Regions from separate parts of the Homo sapiens genome. Here region 2 is linked to region 1. A link is a loop called in an ENCODE intact Hi-C map of the cell type or tissue named here. Cell type or tissue: CD4-positive, alpha-beta T cell. All regions are shown on one strand. Links, peaks and the distances in the headings refer to the core of each region. The heading gives the core; the rest is flanking DNA.

Region 1 (12,161 bases), core at 2,803-10,802:
CTAAAAGAAATGTTAAAGGAAGTTCTTCTGATAGAAGGAAAATTATACCAGATGCTAATTTGGATCTACATGAGGGAAGGAAGAGCACTGTAAGTAATCAATATGTAAATAAATAGAAACATTGACACGTTCTAAACTGAGCTCCTCATCTTCTTCTGAGAATCTGCTTCTCACTCAGCCTTTTCTTATCACATTTAATGGCCACTCCATTCTTTCATGTTCAGGTAGAACATTTGGGGGTCAACATTGATGTGTCTCTTTCCCACACCTCCTACATCACATCATCAGCAAAGGCTAATGGCTCTAACTTCAGGACATGTACAGGGTCTTGCCTCACAGCTGTCTCCCCACTACTCACTGCCATCGTTTTGTCTCTGTTATTGCAATGGCCTCATGCTAGGCCTCTCTACTTCCACTGTGGCCCCCACTCCTGTGTATTCGCAATGCAGCAGTCAGAGGACTGACTCCAAAGGCTTCCGAAGGTTCATGTCATACCTCTACTCACGAAAGGCCAGTGGTCCCTTTCATGCGCGTCCGTATGAAGAGACCACCAAACAGGCTTTGTGTGAGCAACATGGCTGTTTATTTCACCTGGGTGCAGGCGGGCTGAGTCCGAAAAGAGAGTCAGCAAAGGGAGATAAGAGTGGGGCCGTTTTATAGGATTTGGGCAGGTAAAGGAAAATTACAGTCAAAGGGGGTTTGTTCTCTGGCGGGCAGGAGTGGGGGTCGCAAGGTGCTCAGTGGGGGTGTTTTTGAGCCAGGATGAGCCAGGAAAAGGACTTTCACAAGGTAATGTCATCACTTAAGGCAAGGACCGGCCATTTACACTTCTTTTGTGGTGGAATGTCATCAGTTAAGGTGGGGCAGGGCATATTCACTTCTTTTGTGATTCTTCAGTTACTTCAGGCCATCTGGGCTTATACGTGCAAGTCACAGGGGATGCGATGGCTTGGCTTGGGCTCAGAGGCCTGACATTCCTGCCCTCTTATATTAATAAGAAAAATAAAACAAAATAGTGTTGAAGTGTTGGGGCAGCGAAAATTTTTGGGGGGTGGTACGGAGAGAGAATGGGCGATGTTTCTCAGGGCTGCTTCAAGCGGGATTGGGGCGGCGTGGGAACCTAGAGTGGGAGAGATTAAGCTGAAGGGAGGTCTTGTGGTAAGGGGTGATATTGTGGGGATGTTAGAAGAAAAGTTTGTCGTATAGAATGATTGGTGATGGCCTGGACACGGTTTTGGATGAATTGAGAAACTAAATGGAATAACAGAAGGAGAAAAACAGGTATAAAAGTTCTAAGAATTGGGACGACTCAGGATATCTGATTAGAGAGTGCCTAAGGAGATTCAGCATAGTCCTGCCAGCAAAGATTATTTATTTACTTCAAGAGTTAGGAGTGGCAGTTTGGGGATAGCACCAGGAGATATCAGCTGTGATGGCTTGGAAAAACAGTGTAAACCGGCAGTGTAAACAAGAGCAGGGCATGTATGAGTAGTTGAGAACGGTGAATAGGAGTATGACTAGACAGAAGATAGTAGGGATGACAAGTTTTTTGGGGGGCACAGTCTAAGTTGGTCTGGTGTCTGGAATGAGACTGGGGCCTAATAAAAAGGAGCGTCTATACAGGAGCTTAAATGGGCTGTACCCTGTAGCATTCCGAGGACAGGCCTGAATTCTGAGAAGGGAAAGTGGTAAAAGTATTGTCCAGTCCTTTTCGGTGGCTGAGCTTGGTGAGGTGTGTTTTTAAAAGACCTTTAGTCCATTCTACTTTTCTTGAAGACGGAGGACCGTAAGGGATATAAAGGTTTCACTGAATACTAAGAGCCTGAAAAACTGCTTGGCTGATTTGACTAATAAAGGCTCATCTGTTATCAGACTGTATTGAGGTGGGAAGGCTAAACTGAGGAATTATGTCTGACAGAACGGAAGAAATGACTGCGGTGGCCTTCTCAGACCCTGTAGGAAAGGCCTCTACCTATCCAGTGAAAGTATCTACCTAGACTAAGAGGTATTTTAGTTATCCGACTCAGGGCATGTTGAGTAAAGCTAATTTGCCAGTCCTGGGTGGGGCAAATCCTCGAGCTTGATGTGTAGGGAAGGGAGGGGACCTGAATAATCCCTGAGGAGCAGTAGAATAGCAGATGGAACACTGAGAAGTTATTTCCTTGAGGATAGATTTCCACGATGGAAAGGAAATGAGAGGTTCTAAGAGGCGGGCTAGTGGCTTGTACTATAGCATAACCTGCCTTTGCTGGTGTGTGGCGATTAGGCCTGGTGGAACCGCCATCAATAAATCAAGCGTGATCAGGGTGAGGAACAGGAAAGAAGGAAATATGGGGAAATGGGGTGAATATCAGGTGGATCAGAGAGATACAGTCATGGGGGTCAGGTGTGGTATCAGGAATAACATGGGAGGCCAGATTGAAGTCCAGGCCAGGAACAATGGTAATTGTGGGACTTAAAGAGTGACTACAGCTGAAGGAGCCGGGGAGCAGAAAGTATATGCGTCAGGTATGAGGAAGAAAATAGATTTTGGAAGTTATGAGAACTGTAGAGAGTGAGTTGAGCATAGTTTGTGATTTTGAGGGCCTCTAAAAGTATTAAAGCAGCGGCAGCTGCTGCATGCAGACGTGAGGGCTAGGCTAAAACAGTAAGGTCAAGTTGTTTGGACAGAAAGGCTACAGGGTGTGGTCCTGGCTCTTGTGTAAGAATTCTGACCGTGCTAACCATGCCTAGGAAGGAAAGAAGTTGTTGTTTTGTAGAAGGTGCTGGGGTTTGAGAGATCAGTCGGACACGATTGGCAGGAAGAGCACGTGTGTTTTTATGAGAATTATGCCGAGATAGGTAACAGATGAGGAAGAAATTTGGGCTTGATTGAAGTAATGGGGGCTGTCTGTGAAGCTTTGCGGCAGTACAGCCTAGGTAATTTGCTGAGCTTAATGGGTGTCAGGGTCAGTCCAAGTGAAAGCGAAGAGAGGCTGGGATTGAGGGTGCAAAGGAATAGTAAAGAAAGCATGTTTGAGATCTAGAACAGAATAATGGGTTGTAGAGGCAGGTATTGAGGATAGGAGAGTGTATGGGTTTGGCACCACCGGGTGGATAGGCAAAACAATTTGGTTGATAAGGTGCAGATCCTGAACTAACTTGTAAGGCTTGTCTGGTTTTAGGACAGGTAAAATGGGGGAATTGTAAGGAGAGTTTATAGGCTTTAAAAGGCCATGCTGTAGCAGGCGAGTGATAACAGGCTTTAATCTTTTTAAAGTGTGCTGCGGGATGGAATATTGGCGTTGAGTAGGGTAAAGGTGATTAGGTTTTAATGAGATGGTAAGGGGTGCATGATCGGTTGCCTAAGAGGGAGTAGAGGTATCTTATACTTGTGGGTTAAGGTTGGGGGGATACAAGAGGAGGATGCAAAGGAGGCTTTGGATTGGGAAGAAGGGCGGCAATGAGATATAGCTGTAGTCCAGGAATAGTCAGGGAAGCAGATAATTAAAGTGTCTCAGCCTAATAAGGGAACTGGGCAGGTGGGGATAACTAAAAAGGAGTGCTTAAAAGAGTATTGTCTAAGTTGGCACCAGAGTTGGGGAGTTTTAAGAGGTTTAGAAGCCTGGCCATCAATACCCACAACAGTTATGGAGGCAAGGGAAACAGGCCCTTGAAAAAAAGGTAATGTGCAGTGGGTAGCCTCCGTATTGATTAAGAAGGGGACGGGCTTACCTTCCACTGTGAGAGTTACCCGAAGCTCGGTGTCCGTGATGGTCTAGGGGGCTTCCGAGGAGATCGGGCAGTGTCAGTCTTCAGCTGCTAAGCCGAGAAGATCTGGGAAGGAGTCAGTCAAAGAGCCTTGGGCCAGAGTTCCATGGGCTGTGGGAGTGGCTGCCAGGTGAGTTGAACAGTCCAATTTTCAGTGGGGTCCCACACAGATGGGACGCGGCTTAGGAGGAATCCCGGGCTGCGGGCATTCCTTGGCCCAGTGGCCAGATTTCCGGCATGTGTAGCAAGCTCCTGTGGGAGGAGGTTCTGGAGGAACGCCTGGCCACTGCCGTTCAGGCATTTGGAAGTTCTTGTGCGCTGGAGATGTGGCTGGGGTTTGTCTCACAGTGGAGGCAAGGAATTGCAACTTTTTTCTATTATTGTACACCTTGAAGGCGAGGTTAATTAAATCCTGTTGTGGGGTTTGAGGGCTGGAATTTAATTTTTGGAGTTTTAATGTCAGGAGCAGATTGGGTAATAAAATGTATTTTGAGAATAAGACAGCCTTTTGACCTTTTAGGGTCTAGGGCTGTAAAGTGTCTCAGGGTTGCTGCCAAACGAGCCATGAACTGGGCTGGATTTTTATATTTGATGAAAAAGAGCCTAAACGCTATCTGATTTGGGATAAAGAAAAAGGAGCATTAACCTTGACTATGCCTTTAGCTCCAGCCACCTTTTTAAGAGTAAATTGCTGGGCGGGAGGGGGAGGGCTAGTCACGGAACGAAACTAAGCCGGACCAGGTGTGAGGAGGGGAGGTGATAAAGGATTATAGGGTGGAGGAGCGGAGGCTGAGGAAGAATTGGGACCTAGCTCGGCCTGGCGAGGAGCAGCCTGGGGAGGAAGGGAGAGGTCAGATGGGTCTGTAGAAAAGGAAGATTAGAAAGACTCAGTGACGCTTGGGGTTGGAACTGAGGGGACAGGTGGGAGGGAAAGAAGGAAGATTTGGGACGAGTTGCACTGGGCACAGAGACTAGGAAGGGACTGATGTGTAAAAGAATGCCTGGACGTCAGGCACCTCAGACTGTTTGCCTATTTTAAGACAAGAATTATTTAGATATTGCAGGATGGAAAAATTCAAAGTGCCATTTTCTGGCTATTTGGAACTACTGTCAAGTTTGTATTGGGGTCAAGCGGCATTGCAGAAGAAAATAAGGCATTTAGGTTTTAGGTCAGGTGTTAAAGAGGTTTTAAGTTTTTGAGAACACAGGCCAAGGGAGTAGGAGGAGGAATGGAGGGTAGAAGGTTGCCCATAAAGAGAGAGTAGAGAAATGGAGAGAAGGGGTTCGGGGGTTCTTACCTTCCAGAAAAGTGGGAAAATGGGTTGGGGCGCAGAGATAAGAGGTCGGGGCACGGAAATAAGGGATGGGGTGCAGAAATAAGGGGTTGGGGCACAGAAATAAGGGATTGGGGCACACAGATAAGAGGTTGGGGTGCAGAAATAAGGGATTGGGGCACAGAGGTATGAGGTTGGGGTACTTGCCCCTCCTCTAGAAAAGCGGGACTTGCCGCTAAGAGTGAAGGAGAAGGGGTTGAGGGGTACTTGCCCCTCTCCCAGAAAAACAGAGAAGGGGTAGAGACAAGGAGAGAAGGGGTTGGGGTACTTGCCCTGTCCCTGGAAAAGCAGAGAAGGGGTAGAGACAAGGAGAGAAGGGGTTGAGGTACTTGCCCCTTCCCCAGAAAAGCGGGACTTGCTGCTAAGGGTGAAGGACCAAGGCAGGCGTCCCTGCGTGGTCTGACACCCTTGAAACGTGGGTGTATAATCAGAGGCGTCCCTGCAATGATTAAACACCAAGGGAAGGCTGCCTTCCCAGTCCGTGACCAGTGCCAGAGTTTTGGGTCCACTGATAAAACGTGTCTCCTTTGTCTCTCCCAGAAAATGAAAGGAATTGAAATTAAGAGAAGGGAGAGATTGAAGAGTGGAAAGGAGAAAGTGGTTGAGGGACAGTGAGAGAGGTTGGAGAAGAGTAAGAAGAGGCCACTTACCCGATTTAAAATTGGTGAGATGTTCCTTGGGCTGGTCGGTCTGAGGACCTGAGGTCGTAGGTGGATCTTTCTCACGGAGCAAAGAACAGGAGGACAGGGGATTGATCTCCCAAGGGAGGTCCCCCGATCCGAGTCACGGCACCAACAGTCCCCATATCCAGAGAAAAACCAAACTCTTGCTCCAGCCTGCAGGCCCCACTGGTCCTTCCCTTCTCTGCCTTTGCATGGCACTGTGCTTGTCTCTATTCTCTGCATCTCACTCAGCTCAGAGCACAATGGCCTCTTTACCGTTCCTCAGAACCAGCAGATGCCCTCTTGATCCTTGGCATCTTCACATTTCTGCTGCCCAGGCCATGCTTCCCCTGGCCCCAGCACGGCTTATGCCCTCACTTCCTTCAAATCTTGTCTCAAACGTCTTATTTCCAGAGAGGTCAACCTAGGAACACATGATTTAAACTTGCAATTCTCCAGCCACTATGCCTGTCCCTTCTCTGATATATCATCTCCATAGCCTTGTGTGTTATTTAATGTGTTTGACAGAGATAGTGCGTTGCTTTTTTACTACTGAAGCTCCAGTGTCTAGAAGGTGACTGGCATAGTGTAGATCTCAATAAATATTTGTCAACTGAATGAATACAGAGGGAGGAGCATGCTTGGGCCAAATTCTGTAGCTGTAGTAGATAATCCTTGTCACCAGGGGGCAGCACAACAGAATTAAGGGTTTGATGAAAGCTGGGGAAGCTATCACAACCCAGGTGCACACAGACAAGATGAGTTTTCCAAACTCAGACCATGAAGAGCCTATGTGGAAGAGGATATCAGGGGTAGCAGAATCAACCTCTGTTTTGCTATGTGACCTTGAACATCACTTCACTCTCTGGACCTTGGTTTCAGCAAGGGCGTATTAGTTTCTCTAGAGGGACAGAACTAATGGAATATATATATATATATATATATATATATATATATATATATATATAAAAAGGGGAGTTTATTAAATATTAACTCACACGTTCACAAGGTCCCACAATGGGCTGTCTGCAAGCTGAGGAGGAAGGAGAGCCAGTCAGAGTTCCAAAACTGAAGAATTTGGAGTCCAATGTTCGGGGACAGGAAGCATCCAGCAGGGGAGAAAGATACACGCTGGGAAGGCTAAGCTAGTCTCTTTTCACATTTTTCTGTCTGCTTATATTCTAGCCATGCTGACAGCTGATTAGATTGTGCCCACCCAGATTAAGGGTGGGCCTGCCTTTCCCAGCTCACTGACTCAAATGTCAATCTCCTTGGGCAACACCCTCACAGACACACCTGGAATCAATATTTTGTATTCTCCAATCCAATCAAGTTGACACTCAGTATTAACTATCACAAAGGGCTAGCACCTGATTTGTTGACTCTCATTTACTTCTGGTTCTAACATTCCATGATTCTAAAACAAACAGAAATCACACTGAAGTACAAAGCCCCCAGACCCCAGAAAGCAAAAACACAGCAGAAACTACAAAGCAAACAGCTAACAATATCGTGATAGGATCGAAACCTCATGTATCAATATTAAACTTGAATGTAAATGGTCTAACCACCCTGCTTAAACAGGACACCCTCTCAACTTCTCCTGCCTATTTTAATTTCATATTCAGGCTGGAAGAAAGGGGCAACGAATTTCTCATAAAATTGTATTTGAGCTACTGGAATTCAGTTAAATACCCACAGGTTCAATAGAAAGGCCCTTTTGTGTGAAGTAAAGCTATATCAGTGAGTGAGCTTGACTCAATTTAGTTATTCCCACATCTATTTTTTTAATGAGAATGAGTAATATTTCCGGAAAGAGAAGAAAAGTTAGCACCACTTAAGAGATCCCGGGGCTCTAAGATAGCATCAACTAAATGCTATAGTTTCTTATTACTTTTGGGGAGAAGCTAATGTACAGCAATTTGAAATCCAGGCAATATTGCATCCTAGAAAAGAAGCCATTTAACTTTATCCATGGGATTAAAAGACTAAATTTTCTTTTCTTAGTACTATCATAGAATAATTTAGTTTTCTCCAGTAGAAGCAGTATTTCCACAACAGATCAGGGGATGGCAGTAAAGAGTTGCTCTCTGGTCAATAAAGTATTTGTATGACAGAGAAAAATTATAGTTTAAACTAATTTATTTGTATATTGTATTGCCCCTAATAAAATTCACACACCATTTTGTTGGCTTGAATTAAAGTGTCATCAAAGGGCTTGTGGAGATTAGTTTGGGCATTGACTTAACATGGCATCTCAAAATAAATACTCCCCAAATTGCATTTTACCATTGCATATGAAGCCCGCAACCAGCGAAAATCATAATGATTTTATCAGGATCAGGTATTTAAGTGACTTTAATTAAATCCATCTCTGGTATGGGGTTGGTGATTTCTATTTTAGGGCAATTCTTAATCCAAATATTTGACTTATTTCAGAATATTTAATTCACATCCCTGTTTCACAGAATTTTACTTAAAGTAAAAACCAACCTAGGAGCCTTGTGTCTTTGTCCTAACTCTATAGGTATGTGTGGGTGTCTCTGGTTGGAAATGTACAGGGCTGCTAGAGAAATGGAGAAAGAAAGCATCCACACCGTGCATCTGAAGAGCACTAAGTAAACTCCTCTGTCTTTCTGTCTAATGTTCTGAGCAATATTAGATAGGGTACCTGGAATGAATCAAACTGTTAGCAGTGGTGAGTATCTGAGTTACAAGCAGTGAGTCCATACGGGTCTGCAGCCACCTCAATTATTGTCTTCAAAGAAGAAAAAATTCGACTGAGGGGCATAATGCAGAAGAACAGATTGAGGCAAGTTTTAGAGCATGAGTGAAAGTTGACTTAAAAATTTGAGAGCAGGGGCACGGCTCAGTGGCTTATGCCTGTAATCTCAGCACTTTGGGAGGCTGAGGCAGGTGGATCATCTGAGCTCAGCCTGGGCAACATAGTGAAACCTCATCTCTACAAAAAAATTTTTTAAAAAACTACTTAGGAGGCTGAGGTGGGAGGATTGCTTGAGCCTGGGAGGTGGATGGTGCAGTGAGCCAAGATCACGCTATTACACTCCAGCCTGGGTGACAAAGTGAGACCCTGTCTTAAAAAAAAAAAGAAAAGAAAAGAAAAGAAAAAGAAAAAAGAAAGAAAGGAAGAAAGAAAAGGAAAGAAAAAAAAAAGCTTTGGAGCAGGAACAAAAGAAAAAAAAAGTACATTTGGAAGAGGCCCAAGCAAGCGACTTTGAAGGACAAGTGCAGGGTTTGACCTTTTGACTTGGGTTTTGTTTTTTTGTTTTTGTTTTGTTTGTTTTTTGTTTTTGTTTTGGTGACAGAGTCTTGCTCTGTCACCCAGGCTTGAGTGCAGTGGTGCGATCTGGGCTCACTGCAACCTCCGCCTCCCGGGTTCAAGCAATTATCTGTCTCAGCCTCCTGAGTAACTGAGATTACAGGTGCCCGCCACCACGCCTGGCTAATTTTTGTATTTTTAGTAGAGACAAGGTTTCATCATGTTGGCCAGGCAGGTCTTGAACTCCTAACCTCGTGATCCATCCGCCTCGGCCTGCCAAAGTGCCTGGATTACAGGCGTGAGCCACTGCACCCGGCCCGACTTGGGGTTTTATATGTTGGCGTGATTCTGGGTCTTGCGTTCCTTCTCCCCTGATTCTTCTCTTGGTGTGGGTTGTCCACATACACAGTGGCCTGCTAGTGCTTGGGAGGGGAGCATGCACGGTGTGTTTACTGGAGTTGTACGCATGCTCACCTGAGGCATTCTTCCCTTTTGCCGTGGAATGGGCGCGGAAGGTCATATACCAGTTAAATTCCACCGTTTTGCCTCTTAGTGCACATGTGTGAGCCCACTTGCCCAGCTCCTAAGATCTCATCAGGAAGCTGCTGATCACCAGTTTCAGTTTTTTCCTGTCTATAGGGAAACTGCCTTTCCCTGGCACTGGCTGCGACCAATTATTATTTTAGAGGCAGTGTGACAACTGTCTGACCATCACCTGATGGTCACCCGACTTTTCTGATGGGGTGATGGGGGAGCCCTCTCTTGCCCCATTCATGCCTGACTAGCCACCTACTGTAACAAAGTCATGCAAGCCAGATCCCAGCTATATTCTAGTACCTGGGACTTCCTTTGCAGCACTTATCAAAACTGTAATTATTTAACGATTTGTATTTTTCTAATTATCTATCTGCACCACCTAGATAGATTTGTATTTTTCTAATTATCTATCTGCATCACCCTGCCTCACCTCACTTCCTTCAAGGTTGTATCCTTGGCAATGCTCACAATGCCTGTTCATAGCAGAGGCTCCGGGATAGTCTCATAGTCATCTTAAAATTCCTAGTACTTAGCACATATCATGTAAATGTAAGGTTTCTTGGATAAAGCTTTGGCTACTTTAGTCTGTCTATAGGATACTGCAGTAAACAAAAAACATTTCATGCTCTCATGAAAACATTCTAGTGCAAGATGGGGGAACAGAGGTAATAGATACAAATGTCATATGTATGAATAGTTAAGCAATTGTGATATCATATCAGACAGTGATAAGTGTGTGTACACAGACACCTCTACAATGTCAGGGGTCTGCTCTGGGAAACTGACAGCCAAGTACAGAGTTGAAAGAACTGTCCCCTGAAGAGCATAGAAGAGATTTCTAGGCACGGGAACAGCTCATGCGAAGGTCCTGCACAAGAGTTTGGCAGGTTCAAAAGGCCAGTGAGGCCAGAAGGAATTGAAGGAAGGCATGGCCATCCATCCATGCCATTCCGTTCAGTGAAAACCAAAGAAAAGTAGCTTGAACAACCCAAGAAGTCCAGTAATAGAACAATCATTTAATAACAAACATAAAGGAACCTGCCCTAACCGTGCAAACCCATAGTGTTCAACAGTCTTAGCTTCTGATTTTGCAACATTATGTAAAGCTTAGGGAAAGATTCTTTCTGTAATGCTAATTTAAGTATCAAGAGAAAAAATTGCTTAGACAGGATAGGTTCAACTGGGCAAGGACTCTTGAAAGGTAACTCATGCTTGTTCATTAATGCAATATTTAACAAATACTGAATGGCTTCTAGTGTCAGACATTGTTCTTAATAGTATTGGGGACACGACAGTGAACAACATAGAAAACAACACCTGTCCTCATGGAGCTTATATATTTGTTGTGGAGAGATAGCCAAAAATAAAAATAAAAATTTCACAAAGGACTAGATCAAGCTTGTCCAACCCATGGCCCATGGGCTGCATGCAGCCCAGGATGGCTTTGAATGTGGCTGAACACAAATTCATAAACTTTGTTAAAACATTATGAGATCTCTTCTGCAATTTTTTTAAGCTTATCAGCTATCATTAGTGTTACTGTATTTGATGTGTGGCCCAAGACAATTCTTCTTTTTCCAAGGTGGCCCAGAGAAGCCAAAAGATTGAACACCCCTGGATTAGATCATTTCAGCTGCAACAAGTACTAAAAAAGAAAAGTGCCAGAACTAACTTGGATAGTTGGATGCTTTCCTTTTAGCAAATAACCTGTCAGCCTATCAATCACTTAATAATAAGAGAGGTTCCCTTTATGTAATAGAATAATGGAATGATTTTTCTCCTTCATGTTTTCTGCATTTTCTAATTTTTTTACAGTGACAATGCTACTTTACTTATCAAATAAAAAATTTATTAAATAATACATAAAGATATTCTTGTTAACATTTCAGACATTAAAGACAAAGCTAAGGCTTCCTTTACCAAAGGAAAGGTGACAGGCATAAACTCACATAATCAATCAGCTTTGTTAAAAGTGACAAAGATTTGAAGTGTGTGATTCGGTGCCTCTGCTTCATAACTAGAATAAATTTTCTCAGAAAGTTATCTCTCTTCCCAGAAGAATAAGAAAACATACTTTATTATTTTTAACACAAATTCCTCCTTCCTTTATTTTTAACACAAATTCCTCTTTCCTTTAATTTGTGAAAAAAAAGTAGTATCAGGAGGGGTACCATTGTTAGCCCCATGTGATCAAACAAATAATCTGCAATTCTATTGTAGATAAGCAGCAAGAAATGCTTTTAGGGTTTGGTTCACATGTTACAGAGAAGTTAGTGGACCTCAGTAGAATGAGGCTCTTATTTTAAAAACCTTCTTGATCAGATGTTCAAACTGAGGGTCAAAACACTGTTGATTGCCATGAAACCTATTGTGAAAATGGGTTATCAACACCAACTAAAACTGCTTCCGCAAGGCATATGGAATCTCCATGGTACAGTCCTCAGAAACAACACTGGTAAAACCAATGTGCCACATTACTTTCAAATAAGCCTCCCCTGAACAATATGTGATATTGATGAGACATATGGGTACTAGCCTACTATGGTTTTAAAGCATATAGTCTCTTTTAAGCAATGAAGTCTGAGGGAGAATAACCAG
Region 2 (12,161 bases), core at 3,888-11,887, 460 kb after region 1:
CTTTTATTTCTGTGTAGTAGTAAATTCAGATTTTCATGTATAATTTGCATGGTAAATCTATACTTTAGATTACTGTACCAGGATATAAAAAGAGCATGCTGCTGTTTAAAAAGCCCCACGTTTGAGCTAACAGAATGCTATTGTATACGTATCCAACACTATGACGCTCCTAGCAACAAGAAATGTCAACATCATGCTTCTATGGCAATAGCAAATGTTTAAGCAAGACAGAGAATAATCTAATATTTAGTGCTCAGGGGTGATTTCACCTTTGGATAGAAATAAAAGGAGATACCTTTATTCTTTGTTATTTTCATAACACAATGCAAAGCCAGGAAACTATACACTTTATTACATGTGATTTTTGGGGGCACTGGTGGCTGAAGATATATTCTGTATTGCTTTTGGACCAATTTAGGTCTGGTTTATTTTCCACTGAATTAATTCATAATTATCTGTAACTATCTCTTCTAGTCCTAGCCAGCTGTGAAAAATGAAGATAGTAAACAAAATGAGCTAGTGTTCTGGTGTTTAGAGATATTTATTGAAATTGAGACCCAGAGAGGTTCGATTACATTCTAATAGGTTCACGATCAGCATGTTTTATATATATATGTGTGTGTGTGTGTTTGTGTGTGTGTGTGTGTGTGCATGTGTTTTGATTCAGACTTTTCCACTTTGAAGCCTATGCCTTTCTATCACTTTATGATTTGCCGTATGATGACCCTAGAAGAATCCAAACCAAATCTGGTATCCCAAGTCTCTTGTATCTGATGTTCCCAGAGTGAGTGCTTGACATCCCCTGTTCAAAGTGGCAGGCTTCCAATTTGACTCTCTTTAGCCTATAACTAGGCTGCACTCCAATTCCCATATGAGAGGCAGAGCCCTGCCGCCCATACCCACCTACTTGGCTGGGCTGCTCCCTTAGCCCTTACTCAGGATCTTCCACAGGCTGGCTAAGACCTATAGTCACCAGTTAACAAGACTCTATTCTAATAAGAATTAGAATGTGTAATAAAGTTCTGCTTTTTTATGGTAACTATTTTAATGTTTTTAAGATATAAAAATCTGCAATAAACAAACAAATGAACATAATTGAACAAAAACATGTTTTGGTTCTCCTGCTTTGGTGCTTAGTGAGGTCATTGTGTGCTTTGATCCTGAGTCTTGTTTCCATCAGATAAATCATTTGGGTCTTTATACTATGTGTTATGGGCTGACTTGTGTCCCCTCAAGCTTTATTTGTTGAAATTTGAATCCCCCAGTACCTCAGAATGTGACTGTTTTTTGAGATAGGGCCTTTATGGATATAATTGATATAAAATGAGTCCATGCAGGTAGGCCTGATCTAGTATTACTGGTGTCCTTATAAGAAGGGGAGATTCAAATGCAGACAATACACAGACCTACAGACTGAGGGGTAATTATGTGAGAACACAGGGAAAAGGAATCCATCGGCAAGCCAAGAAGAAAGGTCTTAGAAGAAACTAGATCTGCCAACACTTTGATCTTGGACTTCTAGCCTCCAGAACAGTGAGAAAATAATTTTCCATTGTTTTAGCAACTGAGACTGCTAATGTACTCTCTATAGGAGGACTTTCAACTATACCAAAACCTTGTGACAACCAAAAAGTCCAACTACTCTGGATATTAAACAACTTTGATAAAAACATTTTACTAACCTTGCTGATTTATAGTGGCTGGATAAACTCATGAACACATTTTAATGGCTATTAATATTTTTTATTTTTATAACCAAAAAAGTTAATTATGAGACATTAAGGCATTATTTTAAGCCTAGGTGAAATGAGAATTATTTCTCCATATTAAAATTAAGATAATCATTGTGAAATTTGTCATTGAGTATAAAAAGTTTAATAAATATGCAATACTTGATACCTAAGAATGCAAAAATTGACTGTATATTTTAAGTGTCATCAAATGACATTTTCCCTTGGCTAGCCTAATGCTTTTAAATTATCCTTGAACAAGTAATTGGATGGATTTTTACTATTTATTTATGTATTTTTTTAAGATTTTATCATATACAGCACTTAATTTTCTAGGGATCCAATTTCTAGAAAAGGGAAGATTCAGTTTTGTTTTGTTCAGAACTTTACCAAGAGTTATTCACATCACCAATATGTGCTATTTATTTTCAACTGCACGTGTCACTCCTCTGCTCAAAACTTTGCAAAGGCTCTCCATTTCCATCTCTCCACTCCAATTAAAGTCAAAGTCTTTTCAATGCCTACAAGCACCTGTGTGATTTGTCTTCACCCAACCCCGGCCTCTGGTAAAACCTCTGCACCTGGGTTGTGGGGATTGGGGGAAGACTGATCACATATTTCTTCTCTTAATGCTCTTACCTCTTTACAGATGTATTGGAGTCCTTATTCTTCAAACATGTTGGGAGCACTTTGTCTTAGGGTCTTTGCACTAACAGCTTTCTCTGCCTGGAATGCTCTTTCCTCTAGATATTCTCCTCCTGGCTTCTAAGATTTTGCTCAAACGTCATATTTTCTATGAGGCCTGTCCTGACCAGCCTGTTTAAAATTGTAACCTTCTTGATTACTCTCCCCTATACAACCCCAATTTCTTTTTAGTTTTTCCACAAGGCCAGGGATCTTCATTTTTTTCCATGGATGTATTCCAAGAAGTGTGCCTGGCACATTATGAGTGTTCATTAAATATTTATTGAAAAATGAATAAATGAATAAATAAGAGGAGAGCATCTTTATGCAATGCTATCAACTAAGTTAATAACCAGAGCTGAGTAAAGGACTTGGCATAGAGACAAGCTTTATTTAATGATGCATTAGCTCTACTCTACTCCAAGTTAGCAAAGAAATGGCCCACTTCTTGGGGTTCAAGAAAGGGTGTAGGCTGATTCTTAAAAACATGAAATAAAAATCAAAGGATTTGATTGCTGTTATGAAATTTGATTCTCTCAATAATAAATACTTGTCCAAGATTTTCCATACTAACTGTAAAAAAGCATTTGTTTCACTACTGGAAAATGTTAATATTAATGTATTTTGGGAATTCAAAATACATTTGCAGAATTTCAGCCTTTTAAATCAATCAGTTTTTGACATTTCATAACTCCTGCTCTGTTTCTTTAGCTGATTCTGGAAATAAACATTTTGATTTTTCTTATTTTCACTTTATGTCTCTATAATTGTGCTAATTATATAAAATGTCTATTCAGTCCCCAAATGGAAATTATTTCTCAAATTTACTTATATCAATGGAAGGTATTACAGAAGAAAGAGCACCTATTAGAAGTTTGGCAGACATAGCTTTGCCATTATTATTATTATTGAGACAAGATCTCCCTTTTTCACACTGGCTGGAGTGCAGTGAATGATCATACCTCACAGTAGCCTCAACTCCTGGATTTAAGTGATCTTCTACCCTCAGCCTCCTGAATAGCTAGGACTATAGGTGTGTACCACCATGCCCAGCTAATTTTTGTATTTATGTAGAGATGGGGTCTCACTATGTTGCCGAGGCTGGTGTTGAACTCCTGGGATCAAGCAATCTTCTGGTCTTAACCTCCCAAAGCACTGGGATTACAGGCATGAATCACCATGCCTGGCAAGCTTTGTCATTATTAATGATAGTGTGACTGTGGACCTCTCTGAGCCTCACTCATTTACAAAACCTCATATTTAAATAATGAATTTATTATGGACAAATACACACATAATAGTAGGTGTCTAACAGATGTTCCCTGATACTGTTGAATAACTGAATGCTAAAATACTCTTCATTTGAGCAGTTCTTCTTAGATGTCTTTTGAGGTTATTTATAATTTTTATTTCCCATTAATGAATGTGCAGCCTTACATTTCATACTATTTACTCCTGCACTTCTAAGATATGAAAGCTATTGATTAGTTTAGCTACATTTTTTGAGTGTCTATTAGGTGTCTTCGGTCATACTAGTTACACTGACAATTGTACAATATTTGTGGTCCCTGCCAAGAGGAATTTATGATCTAACGAAAACACAAAATGAAAATACACAAAATCATTAGCAAATAACTAAGTATTAACCAGGTAACACTGACTAGGTGTACAGCAAAGTTAAAGATCAGAGTGGGTTGAAGAGATTAGAAAATCTTCATGGAATGAATATGGAGCATTTGAATTGGCCCCAATTAACCCTCAGCACAACAACAGCATAAGAAACGGCTTTACACTCCTTAATACATTGCAAGAACAGTTATAACTACTTTACATTTATTAACTAATTTAGTTCTGAACAACCCCCCAGGAATTAGATACTATTTTACTCCCATTTAAAAGGAAGAAATAAACCAAGAAAAAGTACTGATTAGTAATTGTGATTTTCAATCTTTCCCACCAAGTCTATAGAAGGATTGAAAAGGTTTACCAAAAGGCAGATTCTATTATGAATATTGCAGAGAAACCATCCTTACTGTAAGACAAATAATGTACAGAATTTCCAGCTATTCTTCCACATCTACCCCTTACTTCAGTACAATTAAGCTATTCCTTCTTTCTGCCTCAGTGTTATTAGCCATCTTGCTCTCCTAACTTACCTTTATGGATATCTTATGTGTCCCTCAAGAGCCCTCACAGTTTCTATGTTAATGCCCTGTCCAGGAGAAAAATATTGCATTTTTCTTATGATACTGATATTAAACTGCCTTGTAGTTATTTTGTGTTTTTTAAATTATTATTTATTTATTTTTTTGAGACGAAGTCTCACTCTGTCTCCCAAGCTGGAGTGCAGTGGCATTATCTCGGCTCACTACAATCTCCGCCTCCCGGGTTCAAGCGATTCTCCTGCCTCAGCTTCCTGAGTAGCTAGGACTACAGGTGCACGCCCCCATGCCTGGCTAATTTTTGTATTTTTAGTAGAGATGGGGTTTCGCCATGTTGGCCCGACTGGTCTCGAACTCCTGACCTCGTGATTTACCCTCCTCGGTCTCCCAAAGCACTGAGATTACAGGTGTGAGCCACCACGCCTGGCCTTGTGTTTATTTCTTATGAGCAACAGAGGAAAGGATTTATGTCTTTTTCATTTTTATGTTCCCCATTCATTCCTTATTGCTACTTCCCAACCATGATACCTGGTATGTCTTATATACTGTAGGCATTCGTTAAGTATTTATGAAATAAGTAAATGAATGAATACAGCCAAGATATTGTTCCCACTTTGCAAAAGTGGAGAAGAGGTAGCTTTCTCAATAAATGTGAAAAGAAAAAGAGAAAAGGACATTATTATTATTATTTTTGAGACAGGGTCTCACTCTGTTGCCCTGGCTGGAGTGCAGTGGCACAATCATAGTTCACGGCGGCCTTGAACTCCTGGTTCAAGCAATCCTCCCTCCTCAGTATCTCAAGTAGCTGGGACCACAGGCATGTGCTACCACATTTGGCTAATTTTTGTATTTTTTATAGAGACATGGGTCTTGCTATGTAGCCTAGGTTTGTCTTGAACTCCTGAGCTTAAGTGATCCTCCTGCCTTGGCCTCACAAACTGCTGGAATTAGAGGCATGAGCCACCGTGCCTGGCAAAAAAGAAATTTTTTAAAGTTAATAGATTATAAAAGAAGAAGAACCCATAGATGGAAAAAAGATAATGAGAAAAAGAGGGAAAATTATTAAAAATAAAAATAAATGGAAGGGCAATAATAAATGGGTTGAAATAAAATGTGACTGGAACAAATGATAAAATAGAAATAGCCAAGAACAAATAGGAAACTCTTGGAAAAAAGGAGTTGTGGAAATGAAAGAAAAGTGACAAGCAAATGAAATATAAGAGAAAGGCAACACAGAGAAAGGAAGTGAAAAACATGGAACAGTTGAGAAGAGAGTAGCAAATAGAAATGAAAAGAATGCTGTGTGTCAACAGGTTTGTAACTGGGCCACCCTAAACAAGTTCTTCTTAGTAAAAATAATAAGAGTGTTTTGTTCTGGCTTACTCTTCTACCCTCTTTGCACTGATTGGTATTACTCATAACAGGAATCTGGAGATGCTGAAATATTTGAGGATGGCATTTCCAAGACATTTTAAAGATAAATGCATTAAAAAATCTTTTTGAGCTGTCTATGACAAACCCTCAGCCAACATCATACTGAATGGGCAAAAGCTGGAAGCATTATCCTTGAAAACTGGCACAATGATACTCTGTCTCACTACTCCTATTCACCATATTATTGGAAGTCCTGGTCAGAGCAATCAGGAAAGATAAATAAATAAAGGGCGTACAAATAGGAAGAGAGGAAGTCAAACTATCTCTGTCTACAGATGACATAAATCTATATCTAGAAAACCTCATAGTCTCAGCCCAATAGCTCCTTAAGCTGATAAACAACTTCAGCAAAGTCTCAGGATACAAAATCAACATACAAAAATCACCAACATTCCTATACACCAAAAATAGTCAAGCCAAGAGCCATATCAGAAGGCAATCCACTTCACAATTGACACAAAAATAAAATAGCTATGAATACAGCTAACGGGGGGTGAAAGACCTCTACAATAAAAATTACAAAACACTGCTCAAAGACATCAGAGATGACACAAGCAATTGGAAAAATATTCCATGCTCGTGGATAGTAAGAATCAACATAATTAAAATGGCCATACTGCCCAAAGCAATTTATAGATTCATTGCTATTGCTATCAAACTACAATATCATTCTTCACAGAACTAGAAAAAAATATTTAAAAATTCATAAACAAGCACTAATAGCCAAGGCAATCCTAAGCAAAAAGAACAAATCTGGAGACATCACACCACAGGGCCTCAAACTATACTACAGGACTACAGTAACCAAAACAGACACATAGACCAATGGAACAGAATAGAGAGCTCAGAAATAAGGTCATATACATCTACAACAAACTGATCTTCAACAAAGCTGATAAAAACAATCAATAAGGAAAGGACTCCCCTATTCAGTAAATGGTGCTAGGATAACTGACTGGCCATATGCAGAAGATTGAAACTGGACCCCTTCGTTACACCATATACAAAATCCACTCAAGATGGATTACAGACTTAAATGTAAAACACCAAACTATAAAAAACTCTGGAAGATAACCTAGGCAATACCAACCTGGACATAGGAATGAGAAAAGATCTTAGGACAAAGAAACCAAAAGCAATTGCATAAAAAGCCAAAATTGACAAATGGGATCTAATTAAACTAAAGAGCTTCTGCACAGCAAAAGAAACTATCAACAGAATAAACAGACAACCTACAGAATGGGAGAAAATATTTGCAAACTATGCATCTGACAAAGGTCTAATTTATAGCATCTATAAGGAACTTAAACAAATTTACAAGACCCAAACAAACCCATTAAAAAGTGGGCCAAGGACATGAGCGAACACTTTTCAAAGAAATTGTGGCCAACAAGCATATGAATAAAAGCTGAATATCACCGATTATTAGAGAAATGCAATTCAAAACCACATTGATCATCTCACACCAGTCACAATGACTATTATTAAAAAGTCAGAAAAATAACAGGTGCTGGCAAGGTTGCAGAGAAAAAGGAGCGCTTATAAATTGTTGGTGAGAGTGTAAATTAGTTCAACCATCGTGGAAAACAGTGTGATGATTCCTCGAAGACCTAAAAACGGAACTACCATTAGACTCAGCAATCCCATTACTGGATATTTACTTAAAGGAGTATAAACCGTTCTATCATAAAGACGCATGCATGTGTATGTTCATTGCTGCACTATTCACAATAGCAAAGACATGGAATCAATCTAGGTGACCATCAATGGTAGACCGGATAAAGAAAATGTGCTACACCACATGCGAAACATGAATGAAGCTGAAGGCCATTATCTTTAGCAAACTAATGCGGGAATAGAAAACCAAATATCACATGTTCTCATTTACAAGTGAGAGCTAAATGTTGAGAACACACAGACACATAGAGGAGAACAACAGACACTGGGGCTACTGGAGGATGGAGAGTGGGAGGAGAGAGAGGATCAGAAGAAATAAATAATGGATACAAGGCTTAATACATGGGTGATGAAATAGTCTGTAAAACAAACCCCCCTTGGCATGAGTTTACCTATGTAACAAACCTGCACATGTACTCCTGAACTTGTTAAATTAAAATCTTTTCCTAATCACATTGACCCCCAAATTAATATTTGTCAAGAACGGATTCTATTAAAGATACCTTTATGTTTTTATAATTCTTTTGAGAATAAGTAAATCTCCTAATTATTTCAATCAGTATGCTTTGCACAGCCTCAGGATGCGGAGTTTTGCACATGAATGCCGCTAACTCCAAGCCTGCTGTGAAATACTGGTCTTACAGATGTTCACCGGCTGGCTTGCATCTTCAGCTCCCTCTGCTGTTCACTCTCTGTTACTATGGCGACCTGTAAATGCAGGCAGAAAGAGAAATCTGCTAAAGAAACCTGAATCCCATTTTCGGTGGCCCCAAAATGATATAAATATGATTAATTTCTTAAGTTTCACTCCCCCAACAGGAGAATTGTTCATTCTCAGCAAAACCACATCACTGAATGTACTTTAGAGAGTTGTATTCCCTAGGATCAGATTTTCCCCCTTAGTTAATATCCATTTTATTTTAATTATTGATAAAATATGAATTTACAGTTAGTGCTTCTCTTGGCAAGTATAATTTAAAAAATTACCTGGATGATGTCAAATGCACATGATTTCTCTGAGTTCTTTCAATGATTCATTAAGACAGTGGAGGCTAGGAAAAAACTGCATCAACTAACGAGCAAAATAACCAGCTAACATCGTAATGACAGGATCAAGTTCACACATAACAATATTAACCTTAAATGTAAATGGGCTCAATGCTCCAATTAAAAGACACAGACTGGCAAGTTGGAAAAAGGGTCAAGACCCATCAGTGTGCTGTATTTAGGAAACCCATCTCATGTGCAGAGACACACATAGGCTCAAAATAAATGGATGGAGGAAGATCTACCAAGCAAATGGAAAATAAAAAAAGGCAGGGATTGCAATCCTAGTCTCTGATAAAACAGACTTTAAACCAACAAAGATCAAAGGAGACAAAGAAGGCCATTACATAATGGTAAAGGGATCAATTGAACAAGAAGAGCTAACTATCCTAAATATATATGCACCCAATACAGGAGCACCCAGATTCATAAAGCAAGTCCTTAGAGACCTACAAAGAGACTTAGACTCCCACACAATAATAATGGGAGACTTTAACACCCCACTGTCAACATTAGACAGATCAACGAGACAGAAAGTTAACAAGGATATCCAGGAATTGAACTCGGCTCTGCACCAAGCGGACCTAATAGACATCTACAGAACTCTCCACCCCAAATCAACAGAATATACATTCTTTTCAGCACCACACTGCACCTATTCCAAAATTGACCACATAGTTGGAAGTAAAGCACTCCTCAGCAAATGTAAAAGAGCAGAAATTATAACAAACTGTCTCTCAGACCACAGTGCAATCAAACTAGAACTCAGGATTAAGAAACTCACTCAAAACCGCTCAACTACATGGAAACTGAACAACCTGCTCCTGAATTACTACTGTGTACATAACGAAATGAAGGCAGAAATAAAGATGTTCTTTGAAACCAATGAGAACAAAGACGCAACATACCAGAATCTCTGGGACACATTCAAAGCAATGTGTAGAGGGAAATTTATAGCACTAAATGCCCACAAGAGAAAGCAGGAAAGATCTAAAATTGACATCCTAACATCACAATTAAAAGAACTAGAGAAGCAAGAGCAAACACATTCAAAAGCTAGCAGAAGGCAAGAAATAATGAAGCTCAGAGCAGACCTGAAGGAAATAGAAAAAAACCCTTCAAAAAATCAATGAATCCAGGAGATGGTTTTTGGAAAAGATCAACAAAATTGATAGACCACTAGCAAGACTAATAAAGAAGAAAAGAGAGAACAATCAAGTAGACGCAATAAAAAATGATAAAGGGGATATCACCACCGATCCCACAGAAATACAAACTACCATCAGAGAATACTATAAAAACCTCTATGCAAATAAACTAGAAAATCTAGAAGAAATGGATAAATTCCTCAACACATACGCCATCGCAAGATTAAACCAGGAAGAAGTTGAATCTTTGAATAGACCAATAACAGGCTCTGAAATTGAGGCAATAATTAATAGCTTACCAACCAAAAAATGTCCAGGACCAGATGGATTCACAACCGAATTCTACCAGAGGTGCAAGGAGGACCTCGTACCATTCCTTCTGAAACTATTCCAATCAATAGAAAAAGAGGGAATCCTCCCTAACTCATTTTATGAGGCCAGCATCATCCTGATACCAAAGCCTGGCAGAGACACAACAAAAAAAGAGAATTTCAGACAAATATCCTTGATGAACATCGATGCAAGAATCCTCAACAAAATACTGGCAAACCGAATCCAGCAGCACATCAAAAAGCTTATCCACCATGATCAAGTGGGCTTCATCCCTGGGATGCAAGGCTGGTTCAACATATGCAAATCAATAAACATAATCCAGCATATAAACAGAACCAACAACAAAAACCACATGATTATCTCAATAGATGCAGAAAAGGCCTTTGGCAAAATTCAACAATGCTTCATGCTAAAAACTCTCAATAAATTAAGTATTGATGGAATGTATCTCAAAATAATAAGAGCTATCTATGACAAACCCACAGCCAATATCATACTGAATGGGCAAAAGCTGGAAGCATTCCCTCTGAAAACTGGTACAAGACAGGGATGCCCTCTCTCACCACTCCTATTCAACATAGTGTTGGAAGTTCTGGCCAGGGCAATCAGGCAGGAGAAGGAAATAAAGGGTATTTAATTAGGAAAAGAGGAAGTCAAATTGTCCCTGTTTGCAGATGACATCATTGTATATCTAGAAAACCCCATTGTCTCAGCCCAAAATCTCCTTAAGCTGATAGGCAACTTCAGCAAAGTCTCAGGATACAAAATCAAAGTACAAAAATCACAAGCATTCTTATACACCAATAACAGACAAACAGAGAGCCAAATCATGAGTGAACTCCCATTCACAATTGCTTCAAAGAGAATAAAATACCTAGGAATCCAACTTGCAAGGGATGTGAAGGACCTCTTCAAGGAGAACTACAAACTACTGCTCAATGAAATAAAAGAGGATACAAACAAATGGAAGAACATTCCATGCTCATGGGTAGGAAGAATCAATATCATGAAAATGGCCACACTGCCCAAGGTAATTCATAGATTCAATGCCATCCCCATCAAGCTACGAATGACTTTCTTCACAGAATTGGAAAAAACTACTTTAAAGTTCATATGGAACCAAAAAAGAGCCTTCATTGCCAAGACAATCCTAAGCCAAAAGAACAAAGCTGGAGGCATCGTGCTACTGACTTCAAATTATACTACAAGGCTACAGTAAGCAAAACAGCATGGTACTGGTACCAGAACAGAGATATAGACCAATGGAGCAGAACAGAGCCCTCAGAAATAATACCACACATTACAACTATCTGATCTTTGACAAACCTGACAAAAACAAGAAATGGGGAAACGATTCCCTATTTAATAAATGGTGCTGGGAAAATTGGCTAACCATACGTAGAAACCTGAAACTGGATCCCTTCCTTACACCTTATACAAAAATTAATTCAAGATGGATTAAAGACTTAAATATTAGATCTAAAACCATAAAAACCCTAGAAGAAAACCTAGGCAATACCATTCGGGACACAGGCATGGGCAAGGACTTCATGTCTGAAACACCAAAAGCAATGGCAACAAAAGCCAGAATTAACAAATGGGATCTCATTAAACTAAAGAGCTTCTGCACAGCAAAAGAAACTACCATCAGAGTGAACAGGTAACCTACAGAATGGGAGAAAATTTTTGCAATCTACTCATCTGACAAAGGGCTAATATCCAGAATCTACAATGAACTCAAACAAATTTACAAGAAAAAAACAAACAACCCCATCAAAAAGTGGACAAAGGATATGAACAGACACTTCTCAAAAGAAGACATTTATGCAGCCAAGAGACACATGAAAAAATGCTCATCATCACTGGCCATCAGAGAAATGCAAATCAAAACCACAATGAGATACCATCTCACACCAGTTAGAATGGCAATCATTAAAAAGTCAGGA

The links. Peaks named below come from ENCODE experiments on the same cell type or tissue, not always from the same donor. Only the 100,000 strongest peaks of a DNase experiment are listed, where the experiment ranks them.
Region 2: a loop joins it to region 1, with 5 times the contacts of the local background. A loop is called at or near these places in 4 of 110 quality-filtered maps.

What each region holds. Positions count from the first base shown.
Region 1 is chr6:122,833,931-122,846,091 of GRCh38, reverse strand. No RefSeq gene overlaps it. Among named protein-coding and RNA genes, the nearest start is that of SMPDL3A, 51 kb to the right of the region's middle. RefSeq lists enhancers at 348-941, 942-1,534. In CD4-positive, alpha-beta T cell, for the core only: CTCF peaks have their summits at 6,218 and 6,424 (motif pointing right); a DNase peak (open chromatin) is centred at 6,441.
Region 2 is chr6:122,377,893-122,390,053 of GRCh38, reverse strand. No RefSeq gene overlaps it. Among named protein-coding and RNA genes, the nearest start is that of HSF2, 16 kb to the left of the region's middle. In CD4-positive, alpha-beta T cell, for the core only: CTCF peaks have their summits at 8,164 and 8,367 (motif pointing left); a DNase peak (open chromatin) is centred at 8,353.